Regions from separate parts of the Mus musculus genome. Here region 2 is linked to region 1. Evidence: chromatin loops called from intact Hi-C (ENCODE). Cell type or tissue: left cerebral cortex. All regions are shown on one strand. Links, peaks and the distances in the headings refer to the core of each region. The heading gives the core; the rest is flanking DNA.

Region 1 (7,538 bases), core at 1,260-6,259:
GAAGAAAATACCTAATCAAAATTTTTTAAAAAGTAAAGCTTTCTGGCTGTATAATGAAAGGGTCTTGAAAGAAGATGTGATTGAGCAAGAATTCTTACTGCCTTTTGGACTCAACAAGAGTATGATTCTGGCACACAATTGGATAAGAAACGTTTCTGCTGTTTCAGCCCAAGCTTCCTATAGTATCGGTGACACGCATCTTTCTGTAACATACAGCTCATCTCCCAGACTAAGATCCAAGAAGAAGAAGCTAAAGCATCCATAGTGTCACATGTGCATAATCTTGGAGCTTGGGAAGCAGGGGCAGGGGATCACAGCAACTTTAGAGTCACCCAGGACTGCGTAGGAAGACATCTCCAAACCAAACCCTACTAAATCTGCAATATACACAGTTCGTGTCAGGTTTTTGCCTAGCCAAAAGAAAGCCAGCCAGTTCCAACAGCAAGAGCACCTTCAGCAGAGGTCCAAAGCTTACCCTCCCCTCTTGCCCGTAGGGAGACAAATCCAGGTGTCAGGAAAGAGCAGGGGCACATCTGCCCTTCCGTAGAGCCGGGGCCTGAGTGAAAGCAAAAGCCCAAAGATTAAATTGAACCTGCTTGTCCTTGTCTCTAATCCTCTGAGAGCAGGGAAAGGGGAGTAGAGGTTTGAGATCCAATTGTTTCCGGAGTAAGACGTGTACAGGTGTGATCTAACTTCTTTACACACATGCTAGTGCGCACACCCTCAGATCTGAGACTACCACTGTGTGTTCTTGGTAAAACAATTCTTTCCCACCTGGAGGTTCAGTGGCTGCTTGTATCCTTGCAGACTGTCCTCATGTAGAAGACTGTAGGTTCCAGAGTCCAGGCTGTGCCTCAGTCATTATAACCGGAACCACAGGCAATAGCTGCCATCTTGGAGGGAATCTCATGCTAGGAACGGAACTCTGGGATACTAATTAATAGAAAAATTGTATTGTATATAGAATATTGTATTGATGGGGAAAAAATCCAGCTCTCATCTTAAAGGGAATAAGGGATAGTGTATTCTGGAGCCATTTGAGTGACTGTGGCCTGGGAGCACAGATTTAGATTACCCCAAATCCCATGTTCCAGCCTGAAAGTCCTTTTGTGAAGTTTTACAGAACAGAGAAAGCTATCAATCAAGGTAAGTTTAAAATACTTTAGTGAGTGAACCAAAGAGTCAGGTACAGCAAGATGGGGGAGCTTTTCTGTCAATGCAAGGTGCTCTCCGATGACATTCTTAGCTTCTGGGAGGGTAGACGCCAGTGGTCTGTTAATAGATTTCTAGAAAGTTTTCTGTTAGTCACGGGATGTTGGTTCAGACTCAGAGGTGGACAAGGACTGCCTGTGCCAGAGGGCTATCACTAGCCCGAGATAAGGCAACTAGCCTTTGGCCTGGCCTTAGGAATGTTGGTAACTGCAACATTCCTAAAATTCTGATCAGTCATCCAGTCTCTGTAGGCACAGCTTCTTTAGGAATTCTCACCCGAGCTTGTAAGAAGTAAAGGTTAAAAAGGGGAGTTCCGAAAGAGTTTCTGAGAAACGATATAAGCACCTTGGCGATTAAAAACTTGGTTTGGCGTTAGACAGAGCTCATGGAGTCTTGTGGAAGAGTCGGGGGATGGACTGAGGACCTGAAGGGACAGGGACTCCACAGGAAGAACAACAGAGTCAACTACCCTGGACCCTTGGGGGGCTCCCAGAGACTGAACCACCAACCAAAGAGAATACATGGGCTGGACCTACACCCCCTCCCACACACACACATATGTAGCAGATGTACAGCTTGGTCTTCATGTGGGTCCCCCAACAACTGGAACAGGGTCTGTTCCTCACTCTGTTGCCTGCCTGTAGATCCTGTTTCTCCTAATGGGGCTGCTTTGTGTGGCCTCAGTGGGAAAGGATGTGCCTAGTCCTGCAATGAAATGAGTGCCAGAGAGGGCCTCCCCCTTCTCAGAGGAGGAGGGGAGGGGAGGATGGAGAAAGGAACTGGGAGTATGGGCTGGGAGGAAAGGGGTGGGCTGTGGTCAGGATGTTAAGTGAATTTTTAAGAAGTTGGGTTTGGTTTATCATAATATTAACCAACTGACCTTACAGTACCCCTAATTCCTTGAATTGTTTAGATTTTTGTTTGTTTGTTTGTTTGTTTGATACAGGGTCTCCCTATGTAGTCCTGGTTGTCCTGGAACTCACAGATCCTCCCACATCTCTCTCCCCTGGGATTAAAGATTTGAACACCTGGAAATGGTGTGCATGACAGTTTAAGCAGTTATTTGGAGGGTCATCTCCTGAACCCCTGCCCAAATCAAGTTGTGGAGATATTGGTTTCCTTTTTATATTTATATGTGTTTGTGTCTGCATGTATGCCACAGTCTATGTGTGGAAGTCTGAGAACAGCTTGTGGGAGGTCACTTTTCTCCTTCTACCCCGGGTGTTCTGGGTTCAAGCGCAGGTCCTCAGTCTTGGTGACAAATGCCTTTACACACCGAGCCTGCTTACTTGCCTGAGATTTTCCTGAAAACGAGCCAGGCACGATGGCTTGTGCTTGTAATACTCACACTGAGATGCTGAGGTAGAAAGAGCGCCGTGAGTTGTCAGCCTGGGATACACATGAGCCTCGGGAGAGCTAGGGCTACAGAATGAGACCTTGTTTTAAGTGACAAGAGACAAGTGACAAGCTGGTGTGTGCCAGCTATGGTGGCACACACCTTTCATCTCAGCACTCAGGCACAGGCAGGCTGATCTCTGAGTTTGAGGCCAGCTTGGTCTACTGAGCACATTCCAGGACAGCTAGGGTAGGCTACATAGAGAAACCCTTTCTCAAAGACAAGAATGGGGTGTGGGGAGGGGGATTGCATCACTGATATCCTAGTCCAGTAGGAAGTTTGAGGATTGATAGATCTAATTTCCTGGAGTCTTTTTGTTTGTTTGCTTGCTTTTTTGTGGGTTTCTCTGTGTAGCCCTGGCTGTCTCAGAACATGCCCCATAGACCAAGCTGGCCTCAAATGCAGAGGTGCTTCTGCCTCTCTGCCTCTCCTCTGCCTCTCTGCCTCTGCCTCTGCCTCAAGTGCTGGGATTAAAGGTGTGTGCCACCATTGCCTGCCCCGTTTCCTGGATTTATAATCATTGTTTTAAGTGAACAAATAAAGCTACAGGCCTATGTGATTGGTTAAACTAACCCTCCCTCATTGAATCTGCATGATCTATGCGGCCTGTGGTTAACTGCAAATAAGACAAGCTTGCTTAGTTAACACCAGAGTTAGAATATTGAGCTACAAGTGCCAAGCTGAGAGAAACTGCCCAGTAATGGAGGATGTGAAAGCTAACTTCCCTACCACTTGATCTCTGGGCTATCTTGATAGGATATGCCAATTTACCCACATTTTCTGCTAGTCCATGTGTGTGCTGTGTTATATACATTTGTAACCACTGTAGAATATTAGTGAATTATCCTTAGGTTATTGGCTCGATGTAACAATTAACATCATCTTACACTACTTATTTTGTGTTTGAAACAAGGTTTCATGTACCTAGGCTGCCTCCAAACTCACTGTGAAGCCACGGATGGTCTTGATCTTCTCTGATCCTCCTGCCTCCACCCACCAAGTGCTGGACTTATGGGCATATCCCACCACCTCCTGCGCTTCAGGTGCTGGAGCTCAAAGCCAGGGCATCATGCGTAGTGCAAACACTCGATTCTCAACCCAGCCTCATCTTACACAGTTTTTATAGATCTAGAATTCAGAGATCTGTAAGTCTGAGAAGTTCTGAGTCCAGTACCTCCCGAGGTTACGATTGACATTAGTTTTCTGGAGGAATGTGTAGGAGGAGGAGGATCTACTTTTAGAATGGTCCACCCACGTGGCTGGCAAGCTGTGTTTCCTCACCATGCAGACCTCTGCCTAGTGCTTAGGTGTCCTCACACCACAGAGGTGACTTCAGCACAATGACTGAGTAGCTTAAGAGAGTACACAGAAGTCTAGGGTGCCTTTTGTGACCTTATGTTAGAAGGCACATGTGGTGGTTTGGATATGCCCAGGGAGTGGCACTATTAGGAGGCCCTGTAGAAGTAGGTGTGGCCTTGTTGGAGTAGGTGTGTCACTGTGGGCGTGGGCTTTAAGACCCTCATCCTAGCTGCCTGGGAGTCAGTCTTCTACTAACAGCCTTCAGATGAAGATGTAGAACTTTCAGCTCCTCCTGCACCATGCCTGCCTAGATGCTGCCATGTTCCTGCCTTGATGATAATGGACTGAACCTCTGAACCTGTAAGCCAGCCCCAATTAAATGTTGTCCTTATAAGAGTTGCCTTAGTCATGGTGTCTGTTCACAGCAGTAAAATCCTAACTAATGGGCTGGAGAGATGGCTCAGCGGGTAAGAGCACTGACTGCTCTTCTGAAAACCCTGAGTTCAAATCCCAGAAACCACATGGTGGCTCACAACCATCCGTAATGAGATCTGATGCCCTCTTCTGGTGTGTCTGAAGACAGCTACAGTGTACTTATATATAATAATAAATAATATAATAATAAATAAATCTTTAAAAAAAATCCTAACTAAGATAGCATATGTCCAAGACAGTCCTGATTAGAAGTAAGATTCTTAGGTCTGTCTCTGCTGATGGGGAAGACTAGTGGACTCTTCCTTTTGAAGACTGTAAAGAACCTGGAGACATTTTATTATATGTAAGTACACTGTAGCTGTCTTCAGACACTCCAGAAGAGGGCGTCAGATCTTGTTACAGATGGTTGTGAGCCACCATGTGGTTGCTGGGATTTGAACTCCGGACCTTCGGAAGAGCAGTCGGGTGCTCTTACCCACTGAGCCATCTCACCAGCCCCCCTGGAGACATTTTAAAGCCACCATCTACAACACTCAGGGTTGCCCTCTGGCATGTACATACAAACACATACAGACACACAGACACAAACACAGAGAGAGACAGAGGCAGAAAGATACAGAGAAAGACAGAAAGGAGAGACAGAGAGACACACAGAGAAAGATAGAGAGAAGAGACAGAGAGATACTGAAAGAAGAGAGACAGACAGAAAGACACACACACACACACACACACACACACACACACACACAGAGAGAGAGAGAGAGAGAGAGAGAGAGAGAGAGAGAGAGAGAGAGAGAGAGAGAGGCCTAAAACAGCACAGTTTTTAACCAAGAGCTCACTGGGTGAGATCTACTGATAAAATCTCGTGGAAGTGAAAATCCCTGGAGGCTAGAGGTACCCCCGGCTCACCAGGGAGTAGTAGTAGTAGCCCAAAGTGGACTGTCTGGTGTGACCTTCTTTTGTCCTGTTAGCAACAGGGTTTATACATACACACACCCCACCAACAGCAACAGGATCAAACATCTCCATCTCCAGGTGGAATAAAGCTCAATCAACATGCCTTTTACTTAGAGGGGAAGTGCAGAGACCCATCCGCAGGTCCAGGGCTGGCCTAAGAGAGCTCCATCACTCCTTTCAACCTGTCAAGTCCACAATTTCTTTAGTACCTCCTTCATCTCTATACTAAGCTTTCAGAGAAATAAAAGCCACGGCACTCCACTTAGGAGGACGCTCTTTATTTATAACATGCAGGAGAGTGCTCTGTAGACAGCCGGCATCAGTTCCAACACTTCCTGATCAATCAATCATCTTGCCAGAGGCACTGGCACTTTATCTGTGTTAAAGGAAAAGATGAGGCACAAGCCTAGAGCCAAATAGTTCTTCAAATATAGGAAGACATTAGCCTATGTCTCCACCTCCACCTCCCACTGAGCCTGACCACCTCCTGTCACCCCAACCTTGGCTTTGTTAATGTGCAGTATTCTGATGTCACAATAACACTCCCTGGGCGGCAAAAACAAGTCAATAGACACAACTGGCCTCTGTCAATATCAACAACCATCCCCAGGGATGAGTCTGCCCAGCCAGGGCTTGGGAATGGTTTTCAGTTGGTGTATCCAGCATCCATTTAGATGGGCTCTTACGGGTTCCAAAACAGCACAAGTTTCCCAACCTCCTTTGGACTAAAACAGGTGGTGTGGGGAGGAGACACAGACAGCCTGGCATACCCTACTTAGCTAGAGTCCCAGGAGACTGGTGGGCTCAAAGTGAGGAGGGCTGATACAACCTTAAGCAAATTAATACAAGTAGTCTAAAAACTATCTTACTTTGAAACTGAGCACTTTGGGTCCATATATAATTTGCTAGAGTCATTTTTTTTAAGTGTTACCAAAGCTGGAGTAAACGGGTCATTTATACCTATCCAGGTAATTTTCTCTAAGAATGAAACAATGTGTGTGTCTCTGGGGAATAGTTTCACATTTGACATTCGTTCTGGGATGGTCTTGGGATGCTGAGCCATAGGTAATATTCATATTTGGCTCAGGGAGTCAATGTGGTGCCACATATCTATACTCCCAGTGGGTTTATGAGGCTGATCAGGAGGTTCAAGGTTTACCCAGGCTACACAGCAAATTCAAGGCCTGCCTCAAAACCAAAAGTAAAAGGGGAGTTCAGAGGACTCTGAGTTTGGATTGCCTGCCACTATGTGAAAAGCTAGGAGCAGTGGCATGTGCCCATTAACCTAGCGGGGACACACACACACACACACACACACACACACACACAGAAGGGGGCCTGGGGCTCACTGGTCAGCTAATCTGTCTGAATCAATGAGTCCAGACCCTGTGAAGAATCCCTGTCTCAAGACATAAGGTAGGAAGCCCTAGAGGAGGAGAACTCTACGCACTTGTGCAGGCACACATACAAACACAGGCACACGCCATGGAGGCCAGTGGGATGGCTCAGTGGGCAGAAGTTACTCCTGCCGAGTCTGACAGCCTAAGTTTGATCATCAGGACACCCACGGTGGAGAGAGCTGATGCCACAAGTCAACCTCTGACCTTTATACATGTTCCAAGGTGCATCATAACACACACACACACACACAATTTAAAATGTGATACTCTTGGAACACGGACAGGAGACTAAGGGATGATCTAATAAGGACTGGAAAAAAACAGCTAATTATAGCCAGCTCTGCCCACATTCGTTTGGCCTGAGTTGTCCTTTCTTTGAAAGATGGAGACAGACGTCTCAAGATTCTGATCCCGCTTAGGGATTTTTTTTTTCCCCTGGATGCTACCCCTTAGGAAGGAATGGATGAGGGGATGAAGGAGTGAAAGGCAAAAAAGACAGAGGATGTGACAGAGAAGGGAGATCTGCTGGAGCCATACCCGTAACGAGGCCAGAGGACCCGGGGAACAGAGTATATGAGCAAAAACATTCGAGAGGTTTGTTAAAAAACAGATCTCCTGGAGTTAGTGAGGTGGTTCATTTGGCAGAGTACCTTCCTCATAAGCATGAAGACCTGAGTTCAATCCCAGGACCAATAGGAAGGAGAAAGAAAAGAAAACTAAGCAGGGCGGTGGTGGTGCACGCCTTTAATCCCAGCACTTGGGAGGCAGAGGCAGGTGGATTTCTGAGTTTGAGGCCAGCCTGGTCTACAAAGTGAGTTCCAGGACAGTCGGGGCATGTG
Region 2 (7,538 bases), core at 1,656-6,655, 780 kb after region 1:
GCGAGGGAGGGAGGGCGGGCGGAGGGAGGAGGGAGGGGAGGGGGGAGGAGGAGGAGGAGGAGGAGAGAGCAGAGTATACCGCAGACATCATTTCTACTACAGTGGAGGAGCCGTACAGGACCTGTTTCACTGCAGGGGGATCCAAAACAAGCCCTGTGGAGCCGCAGCTAGAGCTACAGCAGCCGCAGGACACTGTGTCTCTCCCTCTGTTACCCCTTCCCCACGCAACCCCAGATCCATTTACACTTTACAGTAAGTGGCTATTTTTTTTCCTCCTCTGATTCTTTCTCTCCCCCTCCCCCTTCCACCCCGATTTAGATTAAAATCACCCCCTCCCGCACCCCAATCTGCTCTCTCCGGAGAGGGGCCAAAGAACATCCAGCATACACCCCCCCTCCCCCAGTCTCAATGGGCTGCACGGAAAACAGCTGGAAGAGGAGCGAAGGAAACCGACGCGTCGTGGTGTGTGTGTGTGTGTGTGTGTGTGTGTGTGTGCAGGCGCGCGCGCGAGTGTATGTGTGACTGTGTGTACATACACTAGTGCCCGGCTCCAGCCTCCCGGCTCGGGACCCCCTCTGGGAGCAGGAGCGGCTAGCAAGGGCAGCAGATAGGGGCTGGGTGGGCGGCCGCCAGGAGAGGGGGCGCGCCCGGGCGGGGGGCGCGGGTGGGGAGAACGGCGGCGCCCCGTTTCGGCTGCTGCCGGTCCGGCGGCGGCGAGCGGATAGAGCCCGGTCCTCCTCCTTCCGTGTGGCGCAGGGGGAGGCGGCAGCCGCGGAGGGTCGCGCTGCCCTCTTCGCTCCTCTCCAGTCCCCCCTCCCGGGTGGGGGCGGTGAGCGCTGCGGGGGCTCGAGGGAGGGCTGGGCTTCCCCGCCCGGGGTCGCCTAGCTTGACAGAGGCAACCCCGAGCTTGGGGTCTCCCCGCCTAGGCCAGCCTCTCGGGGCTACGAGGGGACCAAGAGGGGACTTTGCGTGAGGCTAGGGGCGCGGAGAGGTGGCGCCTCAGGAGGCAAGGGCGCGCGGGCCATCGCAGCGCAGCGGGAGAAGACCGGCCCTAGCTGCAGCTGCCACCGCCGCCCTGTTGGTGCGGCCGCTTCCTGATCCAGAGCAGCAGCAGCAGACGCCGCCGCCACCGCCGGAGCTGGAGCCGGGAGCCCGCGAGCGCCCCAGCCCGGCCCGGCGACTCTGCCGGCGCCCGCAGCAGTAGCGGAGGAGCTGCGGGCGCTGCCCTGCGCCGGGACTGCTCTGCTGCGCGGCGGCAGAGAGGGTGAATGAAGACGGGAGGAGGGGAAGGAGGAGGTGGCGGCGGAGGAGGCGCTGCGGGGATTGGGATGTGCCCCGGAGCCCCGCGGCTCGTTCACTCGGGGCCCGAGTCGCCGCCACTGCCACTGCCAGGGCTGCCGCCGCCACCGCCGCCGCCTCCTACGTGGTTGCAGCCGAGCGCGCAGGCCGGTCCCGCAGGGGGCAGGGAAGGGGCCGGACGGGCGGAGCGAGAGGTGAGGCGGGGTCGGAGAGGAGGGAGTAAGTGCGTGTGAGTGTGTAGGTGCGTGTGTGCGTGTGTTCGCGCGCCGGGCGGGGACCAGGACCATCGCGATGGGGAGCGGGGAGTGGGGGTGGGGGTCCACGGTGGTCCCTTGGTTGACTCTGCAGCGCTTCGACCTCTCTTGAGCCGCCTCCTTCAACTCTGTGGCTTGTGCGCTTTCATTTTATTTCAGACCACGTAGAGAGCTGACTGCAAGAGGTGAAACAATTCAGGTTTTCTAGGGAGATTGAGCAAGGACCTTAGTGGTGGGGGGTGGAAGTAGGGTGCTGTATCTAGACTCTGCCAGGGGCGCGGGGGGTGGGGTGGGGGGAGGATCAGGGGTAAGAGGATGGGGTTTAGTTCGATCCCGTGGCTGTCCTGTTTTGTTTTGCTTTCTTGCTGTATAATCCTACAGATAAGAGGGCAATATAAATACTTGGGGAAGGTTGGGAAATTGCTGAAGAGTAGTAAGGGCGGAAAAAAAAAAAAAGAAGCCAGTCGGAAGCTGGTTATATAATGCGCTATGTGGCTAACAAGAAAGGCAAGCTATTTTTATTTTGTTTACCGTATGTTGTGCAGTAGGAACTCCTCCAAACTGGTTCTGTCCCCGAAGAGGTTTCTTAGTTTGTCAGAGAGAGAGCCACAGGATACAATTAGTAAAATTAGAAGACCCCACACCACCTACAGAATAAAAAGTAATGCTTTAGAGTTCTCACCTCACATTCTGCCTGGTATGCAGGGGAATGTGTGTATGCCCTATGTTTCCCTGTAGCAACCTAGTAGTGTCATCTCAGTGACATTTCTGTTTTATAATGCGAGCTCTTCTTAATATTTAAACAGCACTGCTATAGATCGTAGGCAACAAGGTAGTTACATGCTGGGTATTTTTAGGCGCAGCTGGTTACTTTTTTGCAATAGTGTTTGCTAAACCGTGTCCAGCTTTATGAAGAGCCCTGCCATTCCTAGAAGCCTGGGTTAAGCCTACCCTCTGGTTTACTGATGGTGGGTGGGTAGCTAAGACAGTTTGATAGCCGAGGGTTTTTATTTTTATTTTATTTTTGAATGAAGCTTATGCCAGGGGAAGCTAGAGGTAGCCACCAGAGAGAAGAAAAAACATGCGCAAGAACTCTTGGAAAGGGATTGCACCATAACAGCTTAGCTGTGGCATTTAATCTCCTCTGATTGTCCTCTAACTGGCCACGCATCAGTCAATATTTTAGCAGCTTTGCAAATAAATTGGCTTGAACGCCACCTTCCACATAAAGCTGAGGCTGAGAAGCCTCCTGCCTGTCTGCCTCTCTCATCATAGATACTGTCTGTGGTGTTAGTTTTCTGTACACTTACTCCAGCCCTGATCACTCATGTAATTAGATCAGGTTGCCATGGCTACAGACAGTGTTCCTTGGCCCATTCAGGTGGGTTTGCCTGAACTACTCCAAGTGTTTTATGCACAGTATTTGAGCTGCCCCGAACCGGGAGGGGAGAGACTTCACTGTTTCAATTGCTGTCTTCTTTCAGTCAGGAGACACTGAATGGGGCTTCGAGCTACTTAGCTTTTCTAAAGGGAAACCAACACGCTGTTCCTACTGGGGACAGTATGTAAATGCATCTCCCCAGATAGAGAAAGGAGCCTCACAATCCTGCTGGTGTTCATTGTGAGCAGATCAACAAGTATTTGATACTTGCTAGAAACCTTTCAGAGCTGACTAAAGCAACATTTTCTTTTTCAGTCTAGAGCCTTTGGCCTGGTAGGCACTTAACCCTTTCAAGTGTGAGAGGACAGCACACCCATGCTTTATAATAGAAATTGCTGACAGTGTTGGCTGGCTTTCTAGATGGTTTACATTATGAAAAGGAGATGACTTATCTGGCAAGCCTATCTCCACTGTTACAGTTTTAAACTTTACAGTCTACATTATAAAAAAAAAAAAAAGGATACTGACAGTAGGCAGGCATTGTGAATATTATCTTCCTTAATTTGGATCTGTTGCTCCTGATCTTTGATATCTTCAGAAGTAATTGAATATATATATATTGCAGCTAAGTGAGAGATGATACAAGCCATTCTATTGCTTGGAGCTTTACACAGTAAACAGTTTGTATGATACTACGGGTATAATTTAATGAACGTCTAGAGAGCTGCACTCTAGCACTTACGTTGGGCACCACCTTAAGCCTACTAAGGACAGAAAGATTATATTATAACTGAAAAGATAACAGAAAAGTAGCCCAACATTGCTCAGACAGTCCAAATGAAGGGGAATGTTTTAGGAACTTTGAATGTGACATGATTTAGTTGTGACCCTGCCAGTCAGTTTACAGTTTTAAAGCCATGTAGCTAAATCGGTTAAAATAGAAGAGAGAAAGACATATAAAGAGACACTCACCCCCCCACACACAAATCTCTCACCTCTCCAGTGCCAAGACTGAGAAAGTTGTGCAGTTTTCTTCCCAGGGGGTTTCTCAGTTTCCCCTGGTTACTGAGTTTATGTGGTGGGCACATTACTGTGGCCTGGTCCAGTAAAAAAAAGTATCACTGGTCCAGTGAAAAAAAGTATCACTGTGGTTAAAACGAGCTATTATTTCTGAGAGGCGAGTTCATGTGAAACCAGGATCTAAAATAAGAGGACAGAAATTTTAAGTTTTATCCACACCTTGGAGGGCCTCGATTCTATTCTGCGACAGACAGAGAAACGGCTTGACTTGCAGTTAGACGTGGGCCTGTGCCTTTCAGTGTACAAATGAGCTCTTGCCAAAATAAATACGAGAAGTGTCTGTACTTGATGGAGAACTGGAAAAGGCATCGTGTCCCTTCCCCCAGCCCCCATTTCGTTTTAAGAGGGCTTGGCAAGCAGTGGTATTTTGTTAGAAATAGCATAAAGAGACTTCAGGCCTCCCAGTTAGTTGCCTTTGAGAGAAAGATTAGAGAAAGACTCTTGAGCCATCAGGTTACATATCAAATAGCAGAAGATGGCCAAAAATTCCCAGTGCCCAGAATCCCAGGAACCAGGAACGGCCAGTGTGAAGAAACAACTAAAACGTTAGTCAACACTCCTATGACTCCCAGTCTGGCTGTCCTTAAAGTTCAAGGATTCACGTTCCTTTTGTATAATGTGACTTTGTTTTCTCTCCCGTGTTGAAATGTCAAGTGGATTTTGCTCCTGCACATACCTTGTAAGACGGCTTCTCCTGCCAAATAGACTGTAGCAGTTCGCCCTGCTTCCTATTAGGAGTCAGTCAATAAATGTACTTCACCAAAACCCTGAGCAGAACTCACATAAGCAGCTGAGTGTGGGAGTGAATGTTAATTTCTCTGAACTGGAGTCATCTGAAGACTCCGAAAAGCTTAAATACTTGCATATGAAAAGAGCCTTCTCAGGAGACAGCCTGTCAGTTTTTTAGGGGCTTGGGGCTGACTGACTTTACAGGCTTAGTATTTTTTTCGGAGTGTCACACAAGTCTGAATAACTGGCTTCAGAGAGAGAGGGAGAGAGAGACAGAGACAGAGACAGAGACAGAGAGAGAGACAGAGACAGAGACAGAGACAGAGACAGAGACAGAGACAGAGACAGAGAGAGGTTTGTGCAACCTGACTGCTTCGAAGAACAGACTTTGATCCTGGTCGTCATATTTCCCACCTGATAAGATTAACTGGTGCTTTTCCTATTTTGTTAAATGTTTGTTATAGACAGAAAATTGTAGAAATGGCAATGGAGGCCACCATTTCTACCTATGCAGTTTACTCTTTCGCTTGTTGCTTAAGATGTGAATGTCAGAGTCCTCAGTAATACTATCTCAGTTGCATTTAATTTCATTTAGTACAATAAATTCACTCATCGCAATTCTGTGAGCGGTAACATGATGTGCACATAGGATGCTAGCTTTATATAATTGGAAAAAATATTGGCCGTAAGAATTGTAATTGGTTTGAGTTTTTTTTTAATAAATTCTTAAAATTACAGACGAAAAGGAATGTCGTGAGATAATTTATCTTTATTGGTAGAAACAGCGTTTTTATTTTTTCTTTCCTAATTTTATTTTTATGTTTTTTTTACTCTAATCAGCCTAATGGCATATTTTATAGTCCTTATAAACCTTAACTCTTTAGGATAATTTAGTATAAATATTTGTACTTCCTGTTATTACTACTCCCACATGAACTAAAGCATGTTTAGAGCCATAATAGACAAACAGAGCAACTCGAGTCCTCCTTTGTGTGGCCCGTTGGACGTTAGCAGCCGTGTTCCATTGCTTTTTCTATAACTCTTAATGTATGCCATTTGTGGGCTAATGAAAACGCAATGATGACCACCCTTGTGTAAACAAAAATGGTGTTCTACTCGAAAAAGCCCTTTTCAGAAAACTGGAGGTGTTAAGAAGACCTCGGGGTAGGTGGTCCCATGATTGCAGGGCTTCATCTGATCTGAGAAGGACTCAACCTGCTTCCACCGAAATGCCCTTTAAGTGCGACAGGTTTAGAGTGACTTATCAGGTGCTTTTAGTGGCGATTCCAGCTGCCAACCTGTAAGCATGTCTGCTTCTTACGGAAAGAAAAGGCATTTTCTTGCCACTGTGTATGGCAGACTTTCTCTCTTCGTGCCCTCGGCCCTGGTCCTGATGCCTGTGTTCCCTCCTGGTTTTTATACATCATCTCAGTTTCAGTTATTTGGGGCCACCTTGCTTGGTAATCTTTCACTATTAATAGTATTGTGTTTCTCGGCTTTGTGCCTTTGAGATATTAAAGATTCCAATTTTAGTGTATGCAGTGTTTTATAGTTTATTGTCTCGCTTGTTGTTTGTGTGTTTTTACAGTGAGCTCATGTAGCCTTGCCTTTAATTCTCATGTTTCTCTCTCTCTCTCTCTCTATTTCTGATGGGATATGGCAAGCAAATAACTCCTACTCTGGCTAGGATAAGAGGACAAATGCTTTTTGAAAGAAGGAGGCATGCCAGTGCTAGAGTAAATTAATATTTTACAGCATTTGCATCACATTTGACTGTTCTGTGTACTTCAGCAGAAAGGGAGGAGACTGTAATTTGGACTCTATCAAGCCTTATCTGCCAGGTGATGTGTAAATAGGACTTTGTGTACACACAAATCCGTGTACAAGCGAACCCAAGTTCCCAGCCCTTGGAGCTTCTGGGAAAGTGATTATTAAGTATTTGGAAGCTTCCTTTGAAACGTTACCAGATAAAAATCAAAACTTCCCTTGCCCTTAAAATAAGTGCTGCGTTAAGATGAAATAGAATTTTGTGAACTCCTGTTGAACTCAGCCACCGTTTGTAAACCAACAGTCCTCTTGGTGGAAAGATGGTGACGTATTTTCATTTTGTAAGGGTATGGGGGTATTCCACTTATCTTTTCTCTCTGCACATGGATTACACTCGGGAAAACCAAAGACCGATAAAGCAAACAAACAAACAAACAAACAAAACAAAAAACTACTTCTTTTGCAGAGCAGACCCAAGCACGTACTAGATCCTTAAATAAATTGAGGGTGAATGGGTTCGTTAGAAGGAAGAATACTTTGGCTACTATTCATTACTTTGCAAAGTGCTGGAAAGGAATGGAAGTTATTTTCCTTTCCAGCTAGGCTGTGCTCTTAAAAATAGCGAGTGTGTATGGTTGAAAATAATTATGACTACTGAGATGAGTTGCCACGTACCCAAGGATATTTGGCTTCCTTACCTGTTTACAGATTATTCACGTTGGAGATCATGTTCGTATTCCAGAATAGTTCCTTTCTGACACCCAATATAATTCTGGCCCTTCTCCTTCCTACTGTTACCTGGCGAGAGCTTAGGAAACCCAAACTAAATTTAAAACAGCCTAAACACATATGCAGCTCAGCTCCAGTGGATCTGACTAGAAACCAGTTTAGCATTCACTTAGTTGACTGATAATTTTTTTCCCATCCCAACAGCATGGCTGGTTCTTTTGGTGTGATCTAGTTGCTAATTGGGTACCACCAGCACTTAAGTAAATAATTTTAATGACTAAGGATAAAAAAGAATGCTA

What was found. Hi-C counts contacts between places; a loop is a spot of excess contacts. Peaks named below come from ENCODE experiments on the same cell type or tissue, not always from the same donor. Only the 100,000 strongest peaks of a DNase experiment are listed, where the experiment ranks them.
Region 2: it touches region 1 in a loop (8-fold over the local background); 2 of 42 quality-filtered maps call a loop at or near these places.

Annotation. Positions count from the first base shown.
Region 1 is chr13:46,739,040-46,746,577 of GRCm38, reverse strand. No RefSeq gene overlaps it. Among named protein-coding and RNA genes, the nearest start is that of Nup153, 15 kb to the right of the region's middle. In left cerebral cortex, for the core only: no CTCF peak of the experiment used is centred there; a DNase peak (open chromatin) is centred at 3,847.
Region 2 is chr13:45,957,529-45,965,066 of GRCm38, reverse strand. Atxn1 (ataxin 1) reads left to right here and starts at 76. Exons shown (of 8, transcript NM_009124.6): 1 at 76-252. In left cerebral cortex, for the core only: a CTCF peak has its summit at 3,127; DNase peaks (open chromatin) are centred at 4,342, 4,453, 4,495, 4,727 and 4 more places; H3K4me3 peaks cover 3,172 bases; H3K27ac peaks cover 1,295 bases.